Linked DNA regions of Mus musculus: region 1 is linked to region 2. A link is a loop called in an ENCODE intact Hi-C map of the cell type or tissue named here. Cell type or tissue: heart. All regions are shown on one strand. Each heading gives the region's core, and the rest is flanking DNA. Links, peaks and the distances in the headings are about the cores only. Region 1 has its middle 17 kb from the start of Gm46414. Region 2 has its middle 15 kb from the start of 1700048B10Rik.

Evidence for each region. Hi-C counts contacts between places; a loop is a spot of excess contacts. Peaks named below come from ENCODE experiments on the same cell type or tissue, not always from the same donor. Only the 100,000 strongest peaks of a DNase experiment are listed, where the experiment ranks them.
Region 1: a loop joins it to region 2, with 6 times the contacts of the local background. A loop is called at or near these places in 10 of 42 quality-filtered maps.

The regions. Positions count from the first base shown.
Region 1 is chr13:51,185,644-51,196,734 of GRCm38, forward strand. No RefSeq gene overlaps it. Among named protein-coding and RNA genes, the nearest start is that of Gm46414, 17 kb to the right of the region's middle. In heart, for the core only: a CTCF peak has its summit at 6,296 (motif pointing right); no DNase peak of the experiment used is centred there.
Region 2 is chr13:50,943,363-50,954,453 of GRCm38, forward strand. It overlaps the pseudogene Gm8779. Among named protein-coding and RNA genes, the nearest start is that of 1700048B10Rik, 15 kb to the left of the region's middle. In heart, for the core only: a CTCF peak has its summit at 6,348 (motif pointing right); a DNase peak (open chromatin) is centred at 6,359.

The DNA.
Region 1 (11,091 bases), core at 3,262-8,261, 240 kb after region 2:
GTGTCTTGCACTTGAACTCATACTTTCTAGAATGTTCCTAAATAAGTCCCGGTTGCTGAAGCTCTCGAGGAATTTCTGGCGTAATGCCGTGACAGTGTGAGCAAGTTGATCCAATCCTCTAACATCCAGCAAGCAACACAACCCAAGTTTGGGGCAAAGAGAGCACCGTCAACCCTCTCCTCAGACCCAGTCATCTGAGTACCAGCTCTGTTTCCAGAGCCTCCAGGAATCCGAGACTCTGCCTCTGGCTGGCCTGCACCACAAGATGGGGCATCTATGAGCTGGCCCGATGGAAAACCTCTCCGTCGGTTTTCTCCCATTTCATTTGGTTTTCTGTTTGAGAAAGGTCCCATGTAGCCCAGGCTGGCCTTGAACTCAATAGATAGCTGAGGATGACCTTGCACCTCAGTTTCTCCTCCTTTACCTCCCGAGTCCTGGGGTTACAGGTATGCACCACTATGCTCTTTTTATGTGGTGATGAGACTCTCACCCAGAGCAAGCTCAGGACTAATGGAGCTACATCCCTGTTTCATTTCTTAAGGGGTTCAGAGGTGGATCCTGCTGAAGGAAGTTGTCTTAGGGTTTTACTGCTGTGAACAGATACCATGACCAAGGCAACTCTTACAAGGACAACCTTTAATTGGGGCTGACTTATAGTTCAGAGGTTCAGTCCATTATCATCAAGGCAGGATGCATGACAACATCCAGGCAGGCATGGTGCAGGAGGAGCTTAGACTTCTACATCTTGTTGAAGGCAAACAGGAGAAGACCTACTTCTAGGCAGCTAGGATGAGGATCTTAAAGTCCATGCCCACAGTGACACACTTCCTCCAACAAGGCCACACCTCTAATATTGCCACTACAAACCATCACAGAAGCGAGCCACTCCCAGTGAAAACTCCAATTTTATTCACTCTGTTAAGTGAACTCATTACGTCCCATTTCCAGATGTTGAGACAAAAGTCACCACACACAGGCTCTTAAGCATCAAACCTGTTAATAAAGAGAGCAAAAGTACATTCCTGCTGATAACCTTTCCCTCAAGTTATTGAGCCACACACACCACACAGACACACAGACACACACACACGCACACACAAAATATGTATATATGTTTTTAGTCTGGTCAATTTTAGCGTGTGATGGTTTTTGTTTATAAGTTTTTAAATAATAACTTAAAAAAAGTTGTGTGTGTGTGTGTGTGTATAGGTATTTGTCTATGAGAATGTATGCCACATGTGTTTATATGTCCCTAGAGGCAAGAAGGTGTTGATTTCCTGGAGCTAGAGATCTGGGCCATTGTGAGCCAGCAGATGTAGGTGCTGGGATCTGAACTCTAGTCCTCTTGAAGAGCAGCAAGTACTGTAAATAATGAGCCTCTGTCTAGCCCCAGAGATGGTCACTTTTTTTTAAAAGATTTATTTATTTATTTTATGTATATGAATACACTGTAGCTGTCTTCAGACACACCAGAAGAGGGCATCAGATCCTATTACAGATGGTTGTGAGCCGCCATGTGGTTGCTGGGAATTGAACTCAGGACCTCTGGAAGAGCAGTCAGTGCTCTTTACCACTGAGCCATCTATCCAGCCCCCGAGATGGTCACTTTTAATCTTCCCTATCTTAGCCAAGGTTTCTATTGTTGCAATGAAACACCATGACCAAAAAGCAAGTCGGGAGGAAAGGTTTTATTCAGTTTACACTTCCATGTTGCTATTCATAACTGAAGGAAGTCAGGACAGGAACTCAAGCAGACTGGAATGTGGAGGCAGAGATTGTTGCAGAGGCCGTGGAGGGATGCTGCATACTGACTTGCTCCCCATGGCTTGCTCAGCTTGCTTTCTTATAGAACCCAGGACTACCAGCCCAGGGATGGCACCACCCACAATGGGCTGGCTAAGCCCCTCCCCATTGATTACTAATTGAGAAAATGTCTCTCAGCTGGATCTTATGAAGGGATTTCCTCCATGGAGGCTCTTTCCTCTCTGAAGACTCTAACTTGTGTCAAATTGACACAGAAAACCAGCCAGCACATCCCTTTTGGCTGTTTTGTTTGTGAGTGATTTGCATGCTTCCAGTCAGTGGGCTTATATTATTATTGTTTGATCAGTGTCAGACATTGTGAGCTAGATCTCCACAATGACAGATTTTTTTTTAATCTCACGCATCTATACTTTTGATCACACATTCAAATACAGTTACATCAACACGCTATACAAGATTAGGGAAGTGATATGAACATTGTTTTTTGAGGCCCCGTGGAGTAAATGCATATATAATGTGGACATTTCTGCCTTGCTATTCCCCTTGTTTTTTTTTTTTTTTTTTTAAAGATTTATTTATTTATTATATGTAAGTACACTGTAGCTGTCTTCAAACACTCCAGAAGAGGGAGTCAGATCTTGTTACGGATGGTTGTGAGCCACCATGTGGTTGCTGGGATTTGAACTCTGGACCTTCGGAAGAGCAGTCGGGTGCTCTTACCCACTGAGCCATCTCACCAGCCCACCCCTTGTTTTCCACTTGTATAATTTTCTAGCTACATTTTGTTATATTGTCTCAAAATGTTTGATTTCAATTATTTGCTTTTTTTAGTTTCTCTCTTTCCCCAGATACCTTCACTTCTGGAAACTTCTATAAACCCATCAAATCCAGACTGTTTGATCTCTATGCCCGTGGCATCTTTTTTACTTGCTGCGGCTTCCCCTCAACTCTCCCAGGTTAGAGTCAATATTTCTTTGCTTTCGTGTTTTCTCAGTTTTGCCCAGGATCTCCTTCAGTAGTTATTTAGGGAAGGTGCAGGAAGGATCAGTTATGTGAAGTACTGAAGTACGAGGAGAGGCATGGAAACGTCTTTAATGCTTTGTACGCTGGACAAATGTGTTGTCGAGCCTAGAACCCCAAGTTGAAAGGAATTTTTCCTCAGAATTATCTAGGGATTCGACTCTTCACAGGGATTCAAGGCAATCAACACCTTCACTGATCCCAAGGTGCAAAGTTTAAGAGTCTAACATGGTTCTTTGCACATTCCCACCCCACAGGCCACTCATCAGCTCACCTGACAAGGATCCAGGACCTGGTGTGCGAGAACAGTCACTCTGTGTTTATGACAAGTTTGTCTGGAGGGCTGCTGGGCCCCATTCTATACAAATAGTATTTGCCTGTATCATGGTGCCTAGTGGCTGAGGAGATGCTGAGGCAATAAACTGTGTGCCACCCAAGCATAAGGACCTCAGTTGGGTCCCCAGAACCAAAAAAAAAAAAAAAAAAGCTGGGCATGGGGCGGACACACACATACACAGTGCCAGAGAAAGAGAGAGACAGAGACAAAGACAGAGAGTCCTGACTGGCTGACAGGCCTGGAACTCACTGTGTAGACTAGGCTAGCTTCAAACTCAGAGATCCTCTTCCCTGAGACTGGTTTCTAAGCGTCTGTTCGCCTCTGGTCCCTTACTGCACCACACTGATCCCAGAGCAGGTGGGGTGGGGCTGGGGTCAAAGCAGCTGAGCAACCGTGTTCCCCACTGAATGCCCTTCCCGTCCCTTCTCGCCTAAACTCTTCCAGGCCAGAGTGCCACAGGCTATGGTGTCTAAAGCCCTTGTAAGAGACTGGTTCTCTAAGGTGACAACCCCTACCCACACCTGGTGGTTATCCTCCACCCACCTAGGAAAGACCAAAGAGCATATGGAGAGAGTAAGAAAGGGGACCCCTCCCATTGAGAGCTCCAAAACCTTGGGATTGAAAACATTTTCTCTGGGAAGTAAACTGGGTCCTCAGAGGAAGCCTCTGGCCAAGGGTTGCTGATCAGTGACAACCCTGACTTAGGAAGGAGAAGTCTGGAGCTGAGCCAGCTCCTGGGACACCTGGCTGCAGGAGCTAACAAGGCCAGAATGGAGCTGGTTTCTGAAATTACCAAGGCCTTACCAAATATAGAGAAACTAACAGAGTAGCCAATCAGAATTGTACTAACATCACTGCTCTGCCTCTACCAATCATATTAGAGGTTACCTAACCCTTCTGGGAGATTCCCCTAGCCCTGCATAAAAGGACCTGTGAGTTCCTCGAGTCTTCACCATTTTGATGAACGATTGACCCCCAGATGCTGGCAATTTCTGCAGAGTAAACGCTCTTTGCCTTTGCATACTATTTGAGTCTGGACTCTTCCTTAACCACTCTTGGACCCTAATACCACCAACCCTCCTGGGTTGTTCATTTCCACCTGCATACCATGTCACATGTGTACCAATGGACACATGTACGCATGCACGTGTGCACACGCACGCACGCATGCGAGCGTGTGCACGCACACACACACAAGTAAATAAGGTGATAATAAATTAAAAGAATAAATAAAACAAAACAAAACCTTGCCTTTGCCAAGTGGCCATTAGTGAGAGGCTCTTCTGCTTTTCACTATAGCAGAATTCTAGCTTTAAAGAAATCGCTTAAAGGAGCCAGAGTAGAAGTTCTAAGAGTGAATGTTTGTCACTTGTCATAGTGGCAAAGTCAGAGCACGTCCCTAGGTGTTCAAACTCAAGGTGTCTGGTCTTCACTCGAGGAAGGAAGTCTTTACCCTGCTATGGGGGTCTCTGAGAAAGAAGACAGTGTGCCAACAAGAGGAGACTGGGGGCTCCTCAGGGAGTAAACTGAGCAAACAGATTAAGAGGGATGTTGTTAAATGCACTGTATCTGGCACAGTCCCTGAAAGACTGACAGAGGCAGGACTGGAAGCTCCGAGCTTCCCTAGCTCAGCTGAGGACACCAAGGACACTGGGAGACCAGCCCTGTCACTTGCTGCCCCAAGCCAATGCCAATTCATCTCAACACCTGCTCACTCCCTGATTTTGGACAGAGTTTGGCTTCCTGAGAGTCACTGTAACAGGCTTCTGAGGGCCACTGTGACAGGCTGCTGCTGCTGCTGCTTCTTCTCCTCCTCCTCCTCCTCCACCTTCTCCTCCTCCTCCTCCTCCTCCTCCTCCTTCTCCTTCTCCTATGCCTGCACGCCAGAAGAGGGCGCCAGATCTCATTGTAGATGGTTGTGAGCCACCCTGTGATTGCTGGGAATTGAACTCAGGACCTCTGGGAAGAACATTCAGTGCTCTCAACCATTGAGCCATCTATCCAGTTCCCTGTGACAGGTTTCTGAGGGTCACTGTGACAGGCGTCTGAGGGCATTCTGAGCAGCGAGTGGGGAGAACGGGGGCCCAGGGCAGCACAGCCCTGTGCAACTTCTTTCCAACCAGCCCTACGATTTCACAAGAAGGGAATATGCTCACAGTACATAAGGCTCAGGTGTTCTGGGACTAAAACCCTGGAATTCTAGATCAAAGTCGTCTGTCTGTCCAGGCGTCTTTCCAGGGCCAGCAGAAGACTGCAACTGTGTCCCCAGTGCCTGTATCTGTTGTTTTGGTAGTTTAGTTCTAGATGAGAGGAATGAGTGGGGCTGGGGAGCATTTCACGGTCAGGGTCTAGGGCAAGAGGGAAGAAATCGCTTATGCCTTTGTTCTTGTGATTCTACGAAAAGGAAAAACAGTTGTGTAGGAACAGGCTCCAAGTAAATGTCCCCTAGAGCAGCAGGCACATAGATGTCCCCACTTCTTCCTCTCCTGTCCTTCAGCTAGACAAGGCCAGTGTGCTAGGACATTCTCACCTCCTTGACAGATGCAAGACAAAGAACCAGGCCTTGTGTCAGATTTTACATGAGTCTCTAGACAGCTTGAGGGAGCAGGGTCTTGGGGTTGACACTCCTGGGAGCCAAATGTTTTCCCTTGCCACTAGAAAGGGAATTTGAACCTCGTTCTCCTCCCTCCTTCCCTCCTCCCCTTTCTCTTTCCCTCCTCTCCCCCCATTTTCCCTTCCCTCCTCAGCTTCTATTCCTGCTTCCTGTTTTGCGCCCCCCCCTTTTCTTTGACAACCTATTGTGGCCCAGGATGACCTCAAACTCAACTCGATATACAGCTGAGAGTGACCTTGAACTTCTGACCCTCCGGCCTTCAGTCCCCAAGTGCTGTTCTTACAGATGTGTGCCAGCACCTCTGTTTATAACATGCTAGGGATGGAACTCAGGGTTTTGTGCAAGCTAGCTGAACACTTTACCAACTGAACCACACCCTTCAGCCCCCCTCTTGCTCTCTTATTTAAAATGCACCCGCATACTGTCAAACAAATAACCAGTCTTCTATCTCTTGGGTTGGTAGATAGGGCTCTAGTATCTCATGAGTTTGTTCCCTAAGAGGAGACTGCATTCACATGTCATAAAGTTTTGAGGGTTTTTAAGAGAACACTCTACCAGCAGGGGGCCCATCACTCCAAGCTAAAAAGAATTCCCCAGGAGGAAAAAAAAATGCAAAATGCTGGAAATACAATAAAGCCAAGAGGTCCCACAGCTGCCCAGTCTCCACAGGCACATGGCATGTGCTGAAAAGTTCTTTCAGCTTACAGGTCTCCCTGGACTCTTTTAATGACTACGTAGTACTCCACCTTGAGAGCCTCAGTTTACTCTCAGATGGTTGAGCATCGGTTGCTGTGCTTTTGAACATCAGATGCAAAATTCTTGTAATATCCTTGTTGCTAATCCCTGCTGATAGACATTTTACCTTTATCTTGTAATTTCCCTTGTGTCTATTCCCAGAAGTGGAATTAGTAGGCCAGAAGATTTTTAAAATACTTATTTTTTTCATGAATTTATTTATTTATTCACTTTATATCCCGATTGCAGCCCCCTCCCTCCTCTCTTTCTGGTCCCACCCTTACAAATCCCTTCTCCCATTACTCTCTCCCCTTCCCAGAGAAGGGAAGGCCCCCACTGGTACCACCCCACCTGGACACATCAAGTCAAAGCAGGACTAAGTGCATCCTCTCCCACTGAGGATGGACCAGACAGTCCAGCCAAGAGGAAGGGAATCTAATGGCAGGCAACAGAGCCAGAGACAGCCCCCACTCCAGCTGTTAGAGGATCCACATAAAGACCAAGCTGCATACCTGCTATGGATGTGTAGGGGGCCTATGTCCAGCCCCTGCATGCCCTTTGGTTGGTGCTTCAGCCTCTGTGAGCCCCCGTGGGTCCAGGTCAGTAGACTATGTAGGTCTTCTTGTGGTGTCTTTGACCACTCCTGCTCCCTTAATCCTTACCCCACCTCTTCCACAAGACTCCCTGAGCTCTGCCTGATGTTTGGCTATGGGTCTCTGCATCTGTTTCCATCTGCTGCTGGATGAAGCCTCCCAGGAGACAATTATGCTAGGTTCCTGTTTGTAGGTATAGCAGAGTATCGTTAATAATGTCAATAAATGACCCTCAACTGAAGAGTGGATAAAAAAAATGTGGTACATATATACAATGGAATGTTAGTCAGCTACTAAAAACAAAGACATCATGAAATTTGCAGGCAAATGGATGGAACTTGAAAATATCATCCTGAGTGAAGTTGCCCCGATCCAGAAAGACACATGGTATATACTCACTTATAAGTGGACATTAGCCATAAAGTACAGGACAACCACACTACAATCCACAGACCCAAAGAAACTAAGTAACAAGGAGGGCCCAAGGGAGGATGCTCGAATCTCACTCAGAAGGGGAAATAAAACAGAGATCGGAGGTGGATGGAGGGAGGGAACTGGGTGAGAAAGGGGGTGAGGAGAGGAACAGGGAATATTTTTATGTTTAAGGATTAATATTTTGTGTGTGTGGCATCTGTACATGAGTGCACACCTGTGTCGAGATCAAAGGTTCATGATGAGTGTTTATCTTAAACACTTCTCCATTTTATTTGTTTTTGTTTGTTTATTTTGAAACAGGGTCTGTCTACACAGCCCTGTCCATCATGGAACTCACAGAGATCCAAGTGCTTGGATTAAAGGTGTATGTCACCATGCCTGGCATTTACTTATTTAGTGTGCATGTGTTTGTGTGAGTGTGTCTGAGTGTGTGTGTTGTGTGTATGCATGTGTCTACCCAAGCCATAGCACTCATGCAGAAGACATAAGACAATGACAAGGAGTTAGTTCTCTCCTCCTGTGTGTTTCCTGTGATAAAACTCAGGTTGACACCACCCCCAGGCCCCCACCCTCCCCCGTAGCAAGCACCAACACCCCTTGAGCCATCACACCAGGCCACTTCTCTTTTTTTTTTTTTTTTTTTTTTTTTGAGGCAGGGTCTCGCGTTGGACCCAGAGTTCAGCATTTTGGCCAGACTGGCTTGCCAGCTCCAGGGATCTGCATGTCTCTTCCCGTGGGGTTACAGGTGCTTGCCGTCCCAGCCTGATTGTCTATGGTTGCCCGGGGTCTGAACTCAGGTGCTCACGCTTGCAAAACAAGTGCTTTGACCACCGAGACATCTCCCCAGCCCTGGAAGATTTTCAAAATATTTATTTTTATTACTTATATATGCGCGTAAGTCTTGCGAGTATGTGTGTAACCGCAGAGACAGGAAGAGGGAGTCGAATCCTTCCCACAAGCTGGAGTTACAGGCAGTTGAGAGTCACGTGATGCCGGTGCCCAGAACTGAACGTAGGTTCTCTGAAAGAGCAGCGGGTACTCTTAAGGACTGAGCTATTTCTGTAGTCTCAATGTGTAAAGATTTTAAGAATTAATCTTTCCTTCCTCTTTCCCTTCCTTCTTTTCTCCTTCCTCATCCTCTACACCCGTCGCCTTCTGTGGTGCTAGGGGCCAAGCTCAGGGCCTCATGCCCCATTCATGTGGGGCACGTGCTCTACTGCGGACACACACACAAACTCCCAGATATTTTTCAAACTTAAAACATGAATGGTTACATTCTAACTATCAAACACGTTGCTCTCATTTGTAATTCCGCTGGTGGCAGAATGTGTGTGCAGGAGTGACTTTCCTGGGGTGTTCTTTCTCTCACAAAGTCTTGGCACGTACGATGCTTTACAACTTAGAGGGTTTAGACCATTCTAAGTTCAGCATGAGAAGCCTCGTCTAACCAGCCCAAGGCCCTGGGTTCCATCTCAGAAACTGGAGGGAGATAAAAGCCACCCCAGAGAGGATCACGTCTCTAACTCTGTCCTTATTTAACGCAGGGGAAAGTAATTGCTTACATGTTCCATTTGCTCTGTTTTCATGGTATCAGTTTTATATTTAAGTCTCCAATATCATCAGTGTTTACTTTGATGTACATCATAAAAGGCTCCAACGTGATTTGTTTTCCAAAAGGGATTGATGTTTTCCCAGCTGCGTGTATTGGCTAGTTTCCATTGGTTTATGAGTCTTAAAAATGTGTTATATTCAGGGCTGGAAAGATGGCTCGGGGGCTAATACGAATTCCTGTTCTTCTAGAAGAACTGAGTTCAGTTCCCAGCGCCCGTGTCAGGCAGCTCACAAACACCTATGATTCCAGCTCCAGGGGATCAGATGCCCTCTTCTACCCTCTGTGGCAACCCTTCATATGTACCATGCATCCATATGCATATAAATAGAAGTAAATAAACCACATACCTAGCATACATTCATATACATGTAAATAGAAGTAAATACGGTTAAATGAAAGCGGTTTATGTTCTTATCTATAGACTGTTGTAGTGGCAGAATCAGAAGACGTCATGAAGACTGTCCTCCTTGGGTCTGTAAACATGATGCATTTTCCTTGTGTGACTGTGTTACCTGGCACAGTTGACCGTGGGTCAGGGAGACGATTTGGTGGACTACCCTTGTCACATGGGACCGTCTTTGGCTATACTGGCCCTGAGAGAAAGCAAGGCATGGAAGGGGACAGATGAGATCAGTCAATCTGGACATGAATCCACTTAGTGCTGCATGCTAGAGTGTTCACTGGTCTCTTTTTAAGGACTTTATTTATTCTTATTTCACATGTGTGAGAACTTTGCTCGTGTGCATGTCAGCATGCCACAATGTATTCAGTGCCTGCGGACACCAGGAGAGGGTGTCTGTCTCCTGCAGCTGGAATCACAGGCCGATGAATTTGTGAGCGTGAGGACCATATGTTCAGAAGACAACATTACAAGACAACCTCCTCATCCTCCAGCTTTTGTCCTCTCTGCCTCCTCTCCATGATGTCTCTTGAGCTTTGGGTTGCAGCTTTATATAGATGTCCCCTTCAGGGCTGAGCCCTAAGCTACATTTTACCCATAGCAACATTTAGTCTAGGGTTAGTTATTCCCCACCACACAAGCATGATTTCTGCAGGGAGCCTGCCTTCGAATCTAAGATGTGTGAGGTTCCTCACTCACTGGCTGGTGAAGACACATGGTAATCTTGGCCCTGGGCAAGTGATGAGTAATTTTCTAAACCAGTTGGCCTAGGCTAGAGTCCTCCTGAAGAAGGGGTAGCTATTCAGCTGAGCTGTCAGAGACAGCTCTCCACAGAGTTTGGGAATTCTCTTTGAAGCTCTTTGTCTGTCTGTCTGTCTGTCTGTCTGTCTGTCTGTCTGTCTGTTTATGGGCCTAGCTGCCTTATCTCCAGCACTACTGTATTCTCAACTTGAGGAACCCACTGGTTTCTACATGGTTCTGCCAAGCTTTAGGCCCTGGTGGGTTTGCATAACTGACTGCTCACTATAATCCTTCACTATCTGTGTTCAGGGCAGTGAGTCCGTGTATATGTATATATGAGTATGTGTGTGTGTGTGTGTGTGTGTGTGTAGAATCTTGGGTGCTATTCCTCACCATCACTATACACCTTTTTCTGTTTGTTAGGTTTTTTGTTTGTTTGTTTGTTTGGTTGGTTTTAAAGATTTATTTATACACTGTAGCTGTCTTCAGTCACACCAGAAGAGGGCATCAGATCTCATTACAGACGGTTGTGAGCCACCATGTGGTTGCTGGGATTTGAACTCAGAGCCTCTGGGAAGAGCATTCAGTGCTCTTAACCTCTGAGCCATCTATCCAGTTCCTGTTTGTTAGGGTGGCTAGTCAGTGAGTCCCAGGGATCTGTCTGTCAGCTTCCTCAGGTCTTGGATTTTAAGTGAGCGCCATTCCACCCCTATTTTAAATGTGTCTTCTAGGGCTCAAACTCAGTTCCTTATGCCTGTGAGGCAAGAGTTTTCCTAACTGAGCACCCCTAACCACCTCTTCTGAGAAGTCATGGCTTGTAAGGTAGACAGCATCGCCAGG
Region 2 (11,091 bases), core at 3,984-8,983:
CTATAAGGAGTGAAGAAAATATGGTTACCAACAAAGCAAAGATTAGATCAGATCAGGGAAACCCTCTTATCACCAGAGACATGGAGGTCTTCACAAAGCAAATGGCCCAAGTGATTCACAGACTTGTCTCACTGTCTGGTTTCTCAAAAAAAAAAAAAATGCAAATCAACTTCAAAAGGGCTAGGCCAAGTGATCAATCACACACAGACTGGATAAACACAGAGACTGGACAATATATAGACTGGAAGGGCAATACAGAAACTGGATAAATACAGAGACTAAGCAATAAATTATACAGCCAGCTTTTTTCAGACTAACCATTTTCCCCCCTTCGGTCCCCCCAAAAAGAATTCTTTGCCCCAATTCAGAAGGAAAAGAAGACCATAGCTCCAATCGCTTAATTTGGAGTGGTTTTGGTCACTTGGTGTGTTATGGTTGTTATCATCGACAGCATTAGATTGTTTTGTTTGAATTATTGTATCTTAATAGATTAATTTAAGGATTTTGTTTAATTAGTGTACTCTATATTTATAGAAGGGTAAGGTATTTTGTTTAATCACTCTATATTGATAGAATTTTAAGGTTGTTTTGTTAGACTATTGTTTGACTATACTGTACATGAGCCATTTACTGAAAATGTGATGGTTCTTACAACTATTTCTATTGTGTATAGATTGTTAATGTGAGAATGAAGGGCAATTCTTAAACAGAAAGGGGGATATGAAGTGAAAACTTAAGGGTTCTTTGGAAAGTCAGTTGTGTTGAATAGTTTTCTGCTGGGGCAAACATGTGAAGGAATATTTTTGACACAGGTGAAAGGATGTTTTGCTAAAGCAAGCACGTGAAAGACCATGTGATGAAGGATTCTTCCATAATGACATGCATGTATTGGTCCACCTTACATTGTACAGTTGAGCTCCATTTGTCGGGACTCCGCAGAGAGAAACGCACCAAAAAACTTGTGGTGGTGTGCTGTGGCTTCTTACTGGCAGAGTGATGTCAGCTGAGACAGACTCACTTTCTGAGGCAAGACACGTGGGAAGGGAGACCTGTAGAGGACATGTGATGTTTGAAGGGAGTATAAATAGGATTCAAGGGACTGGGAGAAGATCTGACTTGCTTGCATTGCTAATCTCTTTGGGGCTCCCATCTTTGCTGATCTTCACTTTGTCCAGAGAGACACAGTTAAGAAATGCTCCTTGCATCCCTGCTGGTCCAAATGCCTTCTGCTGATGGGTGTCTATTCAGCTGAGGCCTAGCTGTTCCTGCTAGCTCATGCCACCCCTGCTGCTATTCCGACAATACCGAACTGGACTGTTTGTTTATCCTTTAAGTGTTTGCAAGTGGATAGAGCTGCCGCTGCTGACCTGTAAACTGAACTGCTGATTTCTTGACAATGCAGATGATATTTGCCCTCAGGAACCATTTCTAAAGGGTCCACTCCCCCAGTAGCCTTTCTTATCCACTACCTCTAGTGACTGGTGGGCTAAAAGGGTGGTTAAAGCATTATAAAACCATCATTAAAAGTAGCCTTGAAAAAAATACAGTTAGAGGCTACAGATTTTTTTTAAATTAATTTTGTATCCAGTCACTTTGCTGAGATGTTTATCACCTGTAGGAATTCTCTGATATAATTTTTGTGGTCATCCATGTATACTATCATATCATCTGAGAATAATGATACTTTGACTTCTTCCTTTCCTATTTGTATCTCCTTGATCTCCTTTGTTTGATAGCCCCAGCTAGAACTTTAAGTACTATGTTGGATACACAGGGAGAGAGTGGGCAGCCTTGTCTTGTCTCTGATTTTAGTGGAATTGCTTAAGTTCCTCTCCATTTAATTTGATGTCGGCTATGGGCTTGCTATATATTGCCATCATTATGTTTAGGTATGCACTTTGTATCCCTGATGTCTCTAGTAATATGAAATGTTGTTGGACGTCTCAAAGTTTTTTTTCAGCATCTAGTGAAATGATTCTGTGCGGTGTTTCTCCTTTCAGTGTTTTAATATGGTGGATTACCATGATGGAATTTTTGTTTGTTTGGTTGGTTTTTGGTTTTTCAAGACAGGGTTTCTCTGTATAGCCCTGGCTGTCCTGGAACTCACTTTATAGACCAGGCTGGCCTCGAACTCAGAAATTCGCCTGCCTCTGCCTCCCGACTGCTGGGATTAAAGGCGTGCACCACCACGTCTGGCTCCATGATGGAATTTTATATATGAAGCCATCCCTGCCTCCCTGGGATGAAGCTTACTTGATCATGGTGGATGGTGTCTTTGATGTGTTCTTAGATCTAGTTTACAAGTATCTTGTTGAGTATTTTGATGTCAATGTCGATAAATGAAATTAATCTGAAATTCTCTTTCTTTGTTGAGTCTTTGTGTGACCTAGGTGTCAGTGTGATTGTAGCCTCATAGAATGAGTTTTGCAATGTTTCCTCTGTTTCTATTTTATTGAGTAGTTTAAGACATATTGGTGTTAGCTATTCTTTGAAAGTCTGGCAGAATTCTGTTCGAAAACCTTCTTCTGGCCCTGGGTTTGTTTTAGTGTCAGTGTTGTAGGGACCATGTTCAAGAAGACCTTGTTCCTAGCACAGTATGTGGGGTAGTGTCTAGTAAGACAAGGTAACAATGTATGGAAGGTTGACAAAGGTTGTCTAGCTGAGCCCAGTGCATAACAGTGTGTGTGTGGTGGCAGAGATCAGGGAGAGGTGTCCAGGAGGACCTGATTCTTGGCAGTCTTTGTGGAGTGTATGTGTTTGTGTGTGTGTGTGTGTGTGTGTGTGTGTGTGTGTATGTGTGTGTGTTTGTGTGTGTGTGTTTGTGTGTGTGTGTGTTTGTGTGTGTGTATGTGTGTGTATGTGTGTGTGTGTTTGTGTGTGTGTATGTGTGTGTGTATGTGTGTGTGTGTGTTTGTGTGTGTGTGTTTGTGTGTGTGTGTGTATGTGTGTGTGTATGTATGTATACTGCTGTCCTGAAACATCATGTGTACCTGGAACATGGCAGAGGACTACCAGCAGGGAGGGGCAAATACCTAAAAGTGAATGTTGGTTAGTGATGGAGGTGTGACAGAACCTGATACCAAGAGGTGTATTTGAGTTTGCAGAGCCCAGCAAGGCCTGCCAAACACATGTGGCTTTGGCTTCAGCAGAAGGGTATATCTTCAGAGGTCTGCTATCTAACAGTGTATGGCGGGTAAGAGGACTACATGCCCTGACACCTAGATGTGTGTATGTGGCAATGGCCCTTGTGTGTCCAGCTGGGCATGATGCCTAGTGGTCTTTGTGGGGTGGCAGAAGTGAATGTGTGTCTAGAAGACTCTGATATCCAACATTGTATGTGAAATGGTAGCCTGGGAGTGTTGTCCAGCAAAGCCTGATCTCTAAAAATTTTGGTGGGAGGGCATCACGTGATAGTTCAGCATAGTTTAAATAACACCAGTGTAGTTTGGGTGGAAATGGTGAGGGACTAACAACAAACCCAATATGTGTGGTTTGGGAAAGGGCATAGGTCAGTAGAACCTGGCACATATTTGTGTATATAGATCTGCAGAAGATTGTGCAGCCTGGCCTCAAACTCAGTACCTGTGGTGCTGGACAGCATGGAGAGGGTCTCAGGCATGGGACGCACGGTTTCTAGATGGAGTGGTTATGGAGTCTGCTAGAGGGCCTGACATCCAGCTGTGACTGTGATGGGTATCTTTTTTTTTTTTTTTTTGGACTCTGTGAAGGTCATCTCTGTTCTTCCTCACCTGCCTGAGGCATTCTCTGGCTTTAATATAGATCTGCAAGCCTATATCTGTGCAGAATAAGGAGGTTGGCAGAGAGAGGAACTGTGGGAAAAATTCAAAGGTGGGAGAGATTCGCCAGCCAGACATGGAGGAAGTCAGATGTACTGAGTGAGAGGTAATGGGACAGGTGGCAAATGTGGATTAGCATAAACAGATTAATTAAATTGTACACACTAGTTGGGAGGTAGCAAGCTGTCTTAGTCGGGGTTTCTATTCCTGTACAAAACATCATGACCAAGAAGCAAGTTGGAGAGGAGAGGGTTTCTTTAGCTTACACTTCCACGTTACTGTTTATCACCAACGGAAATTAGGACTTGTACTGGCTGGTTTTGTTTCCACTTGACACAGGCTGGAGTTATCACAGAGAAAGGAGCTTCAGTTAAGGAAATGCCTCCATGAGATCTGGCTGTAAGGCATTTTCTCAATTAGTGATCAAGGGGGGAGAGCCCCTTGTGGGTGGTGCCATCTTTGGGCTGGTAGTCTTGGGTTCTATAAGAAAGCAAGCTGAGCAAGCCAGGGGAAGCAAGCCAGTAAGGAACATCCCTCCATGGCCTCTGCATTAACTCCTGCTTCCTGACATGCTTGAGTTCAAGTCCTGACTTCCTTTGGTGATGAACAGCAATGTGAAAGTGTAAGCTGAATAAACCCTTTCTTGGTCATGTTATTTTCTGCAGGAATGGAAACCCTGACTAAGACAGTACTGGAACTCACGAATAGCCTCTCATAGGCTCTCTTCATGGTGCCAAGCCTCAACTCCTTTGCATGACCCCTTCAGTCCTGGGACATCAATTGCAACTGAGGCTGCACTTTCACTAGTGGCCTTCCATGGCCTCTCACAGCACAGAACCTCAGCTGCTCTTCATGACTACTTCATGTCTTCAAAACCAGTATCACCTGGGTGACTCTTACACATTTCCAAGTCCAGCTGTAGCACGAGGTACAACCTTGGCTATCTCTGGAACACAGCCTCTTTGTGCTCTCAGGAAACATTTCCCAGAATATTTGATGCTGGTCTCTTCTTAATCACCACTAACTTCTTAGTTCCAGCTAACCAGCACCAATAATCTCAGTAATGCAAAGGTTTCGCTTTAGTAGTTCTGGTATCTTGTTAATCACAGCTGATTCTTCAGCCCCAGCTAGCCAAAACCACAGAATCTTCACAATCAAAATAGCAACGGCCCTGATAAGAGTCTTAATCTTCCCTCTGAAATTTCACAAGCCAGGTCTCCATCATTTGCACTTCTCTCAACATTATCTTCCAAGCTCCTACACAACATCCCACAGAGCTCTTAACATTCCAATGGCTCTTCTAGTTCAAAGTTCCAAAGTCCTTCCACAGTTCTCCCAAAACATGGTCAGGTTATCACAGGAATACCCCACTATGCTGGTAGCAGTTTGTCTTAGTCAGGGTTTGTATTCCTACACAAAACATCATGACCAGGAAGCAAATTGAAGAGGAAAAGTTTTATTCAGCTCACACTTCCACACTGCTGTTCATCACCAAAGGAAGTCAGGACACGAACTCACACAGGGCAGGAACCTGGAGGCAGGAGCTGATGCAGAGGCCATGGAGGGTGCTGCTTACTGGCTTGCTTCCCTTGACTTACTCAGCTTGCTTTCTCATAGAACCCAGGACTACCAGCCCAGGGGGCCCTTCCCAACCCCCACCCCCACCCCCACCCCCCACCCCCGACCTCCCACCCACCTTGATCACCAATTGAGAAAATGCCTTGCAGCTGGATCTCATGGAGGCATTTCCTCAAGGGAGGCTTCGTTCTCTGTGATAAGTTCAGCTTGTGTCAGGTTGACACACAACCAGCCAGTAGACAGAGTCTGTATTCTCTTCCTCTGCTTATGTTGCCAGATCAGTCTGTCTGTCTATCTATCTACCTTTTAGCTACTATCCATGATCAAGCATTTATTTATCTTATATCACTGATAATCTACTTAATCTATTCTTATCCTCTGTCTATCACATATATACCTGTCTCTTATCTATCAAATATCTGTCTATATTGTCTATCAATCATCTATCTTTCTACATACAGGGGTTTTTGTTTCATTTTTTTAGACAGGGACTCATTATATAGTTCAAGAAAGCCTATAACTTGCTTTGAATCCCCTCTGGCCTTCAACTCCTACCCTCCTACCTAAGCCTCCTGGGTGTTGGAATTACAGGTAGGAGACACCATTTCTGGCTAGTTTAAGAGACTGGCCTTAAACTCCTGTGTTCAATTAATCCTCCTGCTTCAGAATTCTGAGTAACTGAGAATATGGCGTGCACCATTCTGTCTGGCACTTTCATCCTGCTCAATTTTCCTGGATAACTCCCTGAGGTCACCTAGTGTGCATTCTATTAGATTAGAAGGAAACAGATGATTTCTGGATTTGGAGCAGAGGGTGACCTTAAGATCCTTGATCCTCCTCCTTCACTGTACATTTTAGTGTTTCTGTGCCAAGTGCTCCACCAACAGTTGCTGTAGTGAGAGAGTAACTTCCCTTTCTGATTTCACCTCAGGCCAGGAGTGGATCAAGCAATGGGGAAGACTGCAATATTAGAAGCTGACAGCAGGTGGCACTGTAGGAAAAGGATAAGCATTTTAGAGACAAAACTGTAGTGTGACACATCTGGTGATATGGGTGTGGAACAGCAAGCACCTCTTACACATCCTCAGGTGTTTCTCCCAGGGATGCTTCAGCTCAGACCGGCACTCGCTGTGAGACCCCTTCATCCCCTCTCCTGACATTCACACGTTCCTCATAACCTGGAAGAAAGTTTAGTGAAAAAAGCTTTGATGCTGGTGACCAGGAAAGCAAAGCCATTCTGTTGCTGGTGTTCCCATCACAGGCTCGAGACACACATCAATGGTGCTCTGCAAAGTCTCTGTGGTTGTGAACATGGGGGTCACACACTGTGCTACGACAACACAAACACCTTAGATACTGTCTTCATGGAAGTGTCCATGCAGTCTCTAGGACTGATAATGGTTGCTTCTCTTGGGGGTTAAATTGAAAGACTGTGTTGGGGCTCTCTTTTTTGTGACGCCTCCTAGGCCATCAGCTGTGTCAAGATGAAGCTAAACATCTCCTTCCCTGCCACTGGCTGTCAGAAATGCATTGAAGTGGATGACGAACGCAAGCTTTACACGTTCTATGAGAAGCGCATGGATACAGAAATTGCTGCTGCTGCTGCTCTTGGTGAAGAGCGAAAGGGTTGTGTGGTCCGGATCAGCAGTGGGAATGACAAGCAAGGTTTTCCCATGAAGCAAGGTGTTCTGACCCATGGCAGAGTGCGCCTGCTGTTGAATAGGGGGCATTCCTGTTACAGACTAAGGAGAACTGGAGAGAGGAAGCGCAAGTCTGTTCGCAGATGCATTGTGGACGCTAATCTCAGTGTTCTCAACTTGGTCATTGTAAAGAAAGGAGAGAAGGATATTCCTGGACTGACAGATACTACTGTGCCTTGTCGGTTGGGACTTAAAAGAACTAGTAGAATCCGAAAGCTTTTTAATCTCTCCAAAAAGATGATGTCCGCCAGTATGTTGTCAGGAAGCCCTTAAACAAAGAAGGTAAGAAGCCCAGGACCAAAGCACCCAAGATTCAATCAATGTCTTGTTACTCTACGGGTCCTGCAACACAAACGCTGACATATTTCTCTGAAGAAACAACGCAAAGAAAAACAAGGAGGAGGCTGCAGATTACGCTAAACTTTTGGCCAAGAGAATGGAGGAAGCCAAAGAAAAGCGCCAGGAACAGATTGCCAAGAGACGTAGGCTGTTCTCCCTAAGAGCCTCTATTTCTAAGTCTGAGTCCAGTCAAAAATGAGTCTTTAAGAGGAACAAATAAATAATGACCTTGAAAAAAAAAGGACTGTGTTTGGGATGTGACCCCTACTTTTTGCAAAGCCAGTGTTTTACAGTATCTGAAAAGAATGTTGTGTGCTCCATCCAAGTGGAGAATGGGGGGGGGGGTACTGCTAAAATATTCTTGGTGGGGTTTTCTTTATTTTTTTTCTTTATTCTTATTAAAGGGATAGGACATCAAGTGAACTAGAATGAGAAACAAAGATGTGGTGACAGTTTGTATATGCTTGGCCCAGTGAGCAGCACTATTCGAAGGTGTGGCCTTGTTGGTATGTCACTGTGGGTGTGGGTTTTAAGACCCTCTTCCTACTTGCCTGGAAGCTAGTCTTCTCCAAGCTGCCTTTGAAGCAAGAGGTGGGACTCTCTGCTCCTCCAACCCTACGTCTCCAATCAAACAACTAGGTATGTAGCCCAGTTGATGGAGAGCTTTCCCAGCATGCACAGAGCCCCAATACCATCCCTGGCACTGCATACCGTGGAGCTGAAAGAGGAGCTCACTCATGCAAAATGAGATCATTCCTATTTCAATCTCTGTTAAGCAGATACTCTGGTCGATGAAGTTTCTGTCTCTACTGGGCTGTGCACATCTCACGGTAGCTCTTGGGGAGATGCCGGACTGAGTTCCTCTTAATCACTGGTCACATTTTTCATCCATCCTTCACTAGATATCCATGAATCGTATCCAAACCATGAGGCAGCCCAAAGGCTCCTGTATTGAATCTGGTTCCTGGTCTCCAGATGGTGGTGCAATTGAGAAACAGTTGGATCGTGGTGGTCTAACCACTCAATGCTCCATCAAAGATCCTTTTGCCATCCATTTCCCTCAAAATGATACAATTCCACGCTTCTTTGAGGCTGACTAAAACTCTATGTCTTTATGCGTTCATCTGTTGGTGGACACCTATGCTAATTGCATCCGTTGGCTGTCGAATATGAAGCAGCGATAAGCATGGGTACAGCAGTATTGTTGTATTTTAATCTAGCTCTCCAGGGGTAGGTGAGCCAGACCTACCAAGGTTCTCCTTTTTCATTTCTGAGAAACTTTCTGATTTCCACTTTGGTTGCACTAATTTATATTCTTAGTGACTTTGCAAATGGATTCCTCCCCTGGCACACGTCGTTGATAGCATGCACTGATTTCTTCATGGTAACCATCCTGACTAGTGAAATGGAATCTCAGTGCATGACTTTACCTGTTTGGGGGTAATTTGAGACAGGTTCTCACCATGTATCCCAAGATGGCTTTAAGTACACAGCGACCCTCCTGCATTAGCCACCAGAATCCTGGGATGACAGGCAAAGACCACTGTGCCCAGTTTCAAGGTAGTTTTGATTTGCATTTCCAAAAGGTAGCGTGTGCCAATTGCTTGGATAGAGCTGGTTCCGTTGGAGCCCATGAACTGTCAGATGTGAGAATCAAGCAAGTATACACAAACATTTCCCTTAATTCTTAGTTAATTCGACTTGTTTCATATTTTCTTCTTTTTTATGAATATTTTAATGAAATCTAAGAAAGCGTAAGACAAATGACTGAGGACATCTTGTTCAAACATGAGGTCCCCTACCTATCTACTTGCCAGGCAGCAGAAACATAAGTGGGCAAATTAAATTTAACTCATTGCCTGCTTGATACAGCGAAGCTTCAAAATGTGGGTGACTTTTCTGTTTTCTCAAAACACACAGTAGCATGTTGTCTTACTCAGGCTTGCCATTGCTGTGAAGAGACACCATGACCGAGGCAACTCTTATAGAGGACAACATTTAATAGGGGCTGGCTTACAGGTTCAGAGGTTCAGTCCATTATCATCAAGGTGGGAGCATGGCAGTATCCAGGCAGGCATGGAACAGGAGGAGCTGAAAGTTCTACATCTTGATCCAAAGGCAGTCAAGAGAAGACTGCCTCTTCCAGGCATCTAGAGAGTCTGACAGCCCACACCCACAGAGAGACACTTCCTCCAACAAGTCTATGCCTACTCCCACAAGGCCATACCTCTAATAGTTAATAGTGCCACTCCCTGCACCATGCATAATTAAACCACACAGCACTAGGTAACAGAGATGGGAGGGTCATAAGTCCTAGGTGATCCTAACCTACACAGTAAGTTCCAGGCCTGTTTAGGCTATATAGCAAGACCTGGCTTAGCTCCACTGAAAATCTACATTTGTACAGGTTTTATTTTCAATTTTTATTGCATTTGTACGTTTATTTTGTGTGTGTGTGTGTAGCCACCCTCATGCTGCAATACACATATGGAAGTCAGAGGACAACCTGCAGGAGTGAGTATTCTCCTTCCACCATGTGCGTCTTAGGTCACTAGGCTTGACAGCAAGGGCCTTTATTCACAGAGCCATCTCACTGGCCCTGGGGACCATTTCTGTCTAACACAGAAAGAGAGCTTCCTCGGACTAGATGGTTCCTTTTTGATGTTCGACCCATAAACTCTGAAAAAACTGGTCTGTCACAAAATCATATTTCGAAATTGTAAAATAGGAAGAATTCTCTTTTCTCCCAGGAAATAATCAGAAGATGAGAGTAAAGAACGCATTACCCTGACACAGGAGTTAATGTGCCACTTTGTGTTCTTCGAGCAGACCATGCGAAGCTTGTAAAGACTGAAGGGCTGTTCCAGAGCTGGAGGTGGGACAACACAGGAAGAAAAAGGAGAACCCATTAGAACAACAAAATTTCTCTTTAGAAGACCAGTCAAATCACACAGGACTTTCTTGGTTTTTCCACTAAAAACTAAGTTATTTGGAATCCAACTTTGATTTCTTAGGTTCAAATTCCTTCTGTGTTTTCAAATCACTTCCCCAGGTCCAGAGAGTTGACTCCGTGATTATGAGCACACTCCTGCAGAGGACTCTGTTTGTTTCTCACCACCCACATAAAAGTTACAACCACCTGTGACTCCAGTTCCAGGGGATCCAACGCCCTCTTCTGACCTCCATGGGCATTGCACACATGTAATACACACACTCGCACGCAGACAAATACTTATACAACATAAAATAAAAGTAAATAAGCTTTAAAATCATATTTCGTTAGGGATGGAGAGATAGCTCAGTGATTAAGAGCACTCGCAGAGGTTTAATTCCCAACACCCAAATGGTGGCTCACAGCCCCAGAACACAGGGACCCAGCAGGTGTACATGTCGTGCACACACACACACACACACACACACACATAAAACATTCATACACATAAAAAAAACCAAATCTTTAAAACTATTTTCCCAAGGATGAAAGTTTTCATTTACAGTGTGTCCTGGAGTGTTTGTCAATGCTGAACATTTTAGATGAAGTTGGTGTATTAGTAATTTTCTCATTGCTGTGACCAACAAAAATCAATTTAAGAGAGAGGACTCTTCTGACTGACAGCTTAAGAAGGTATTCTAGTCAACATGGTGGTACAGACCCTTAAATCCCAGCCCTCAAGAGG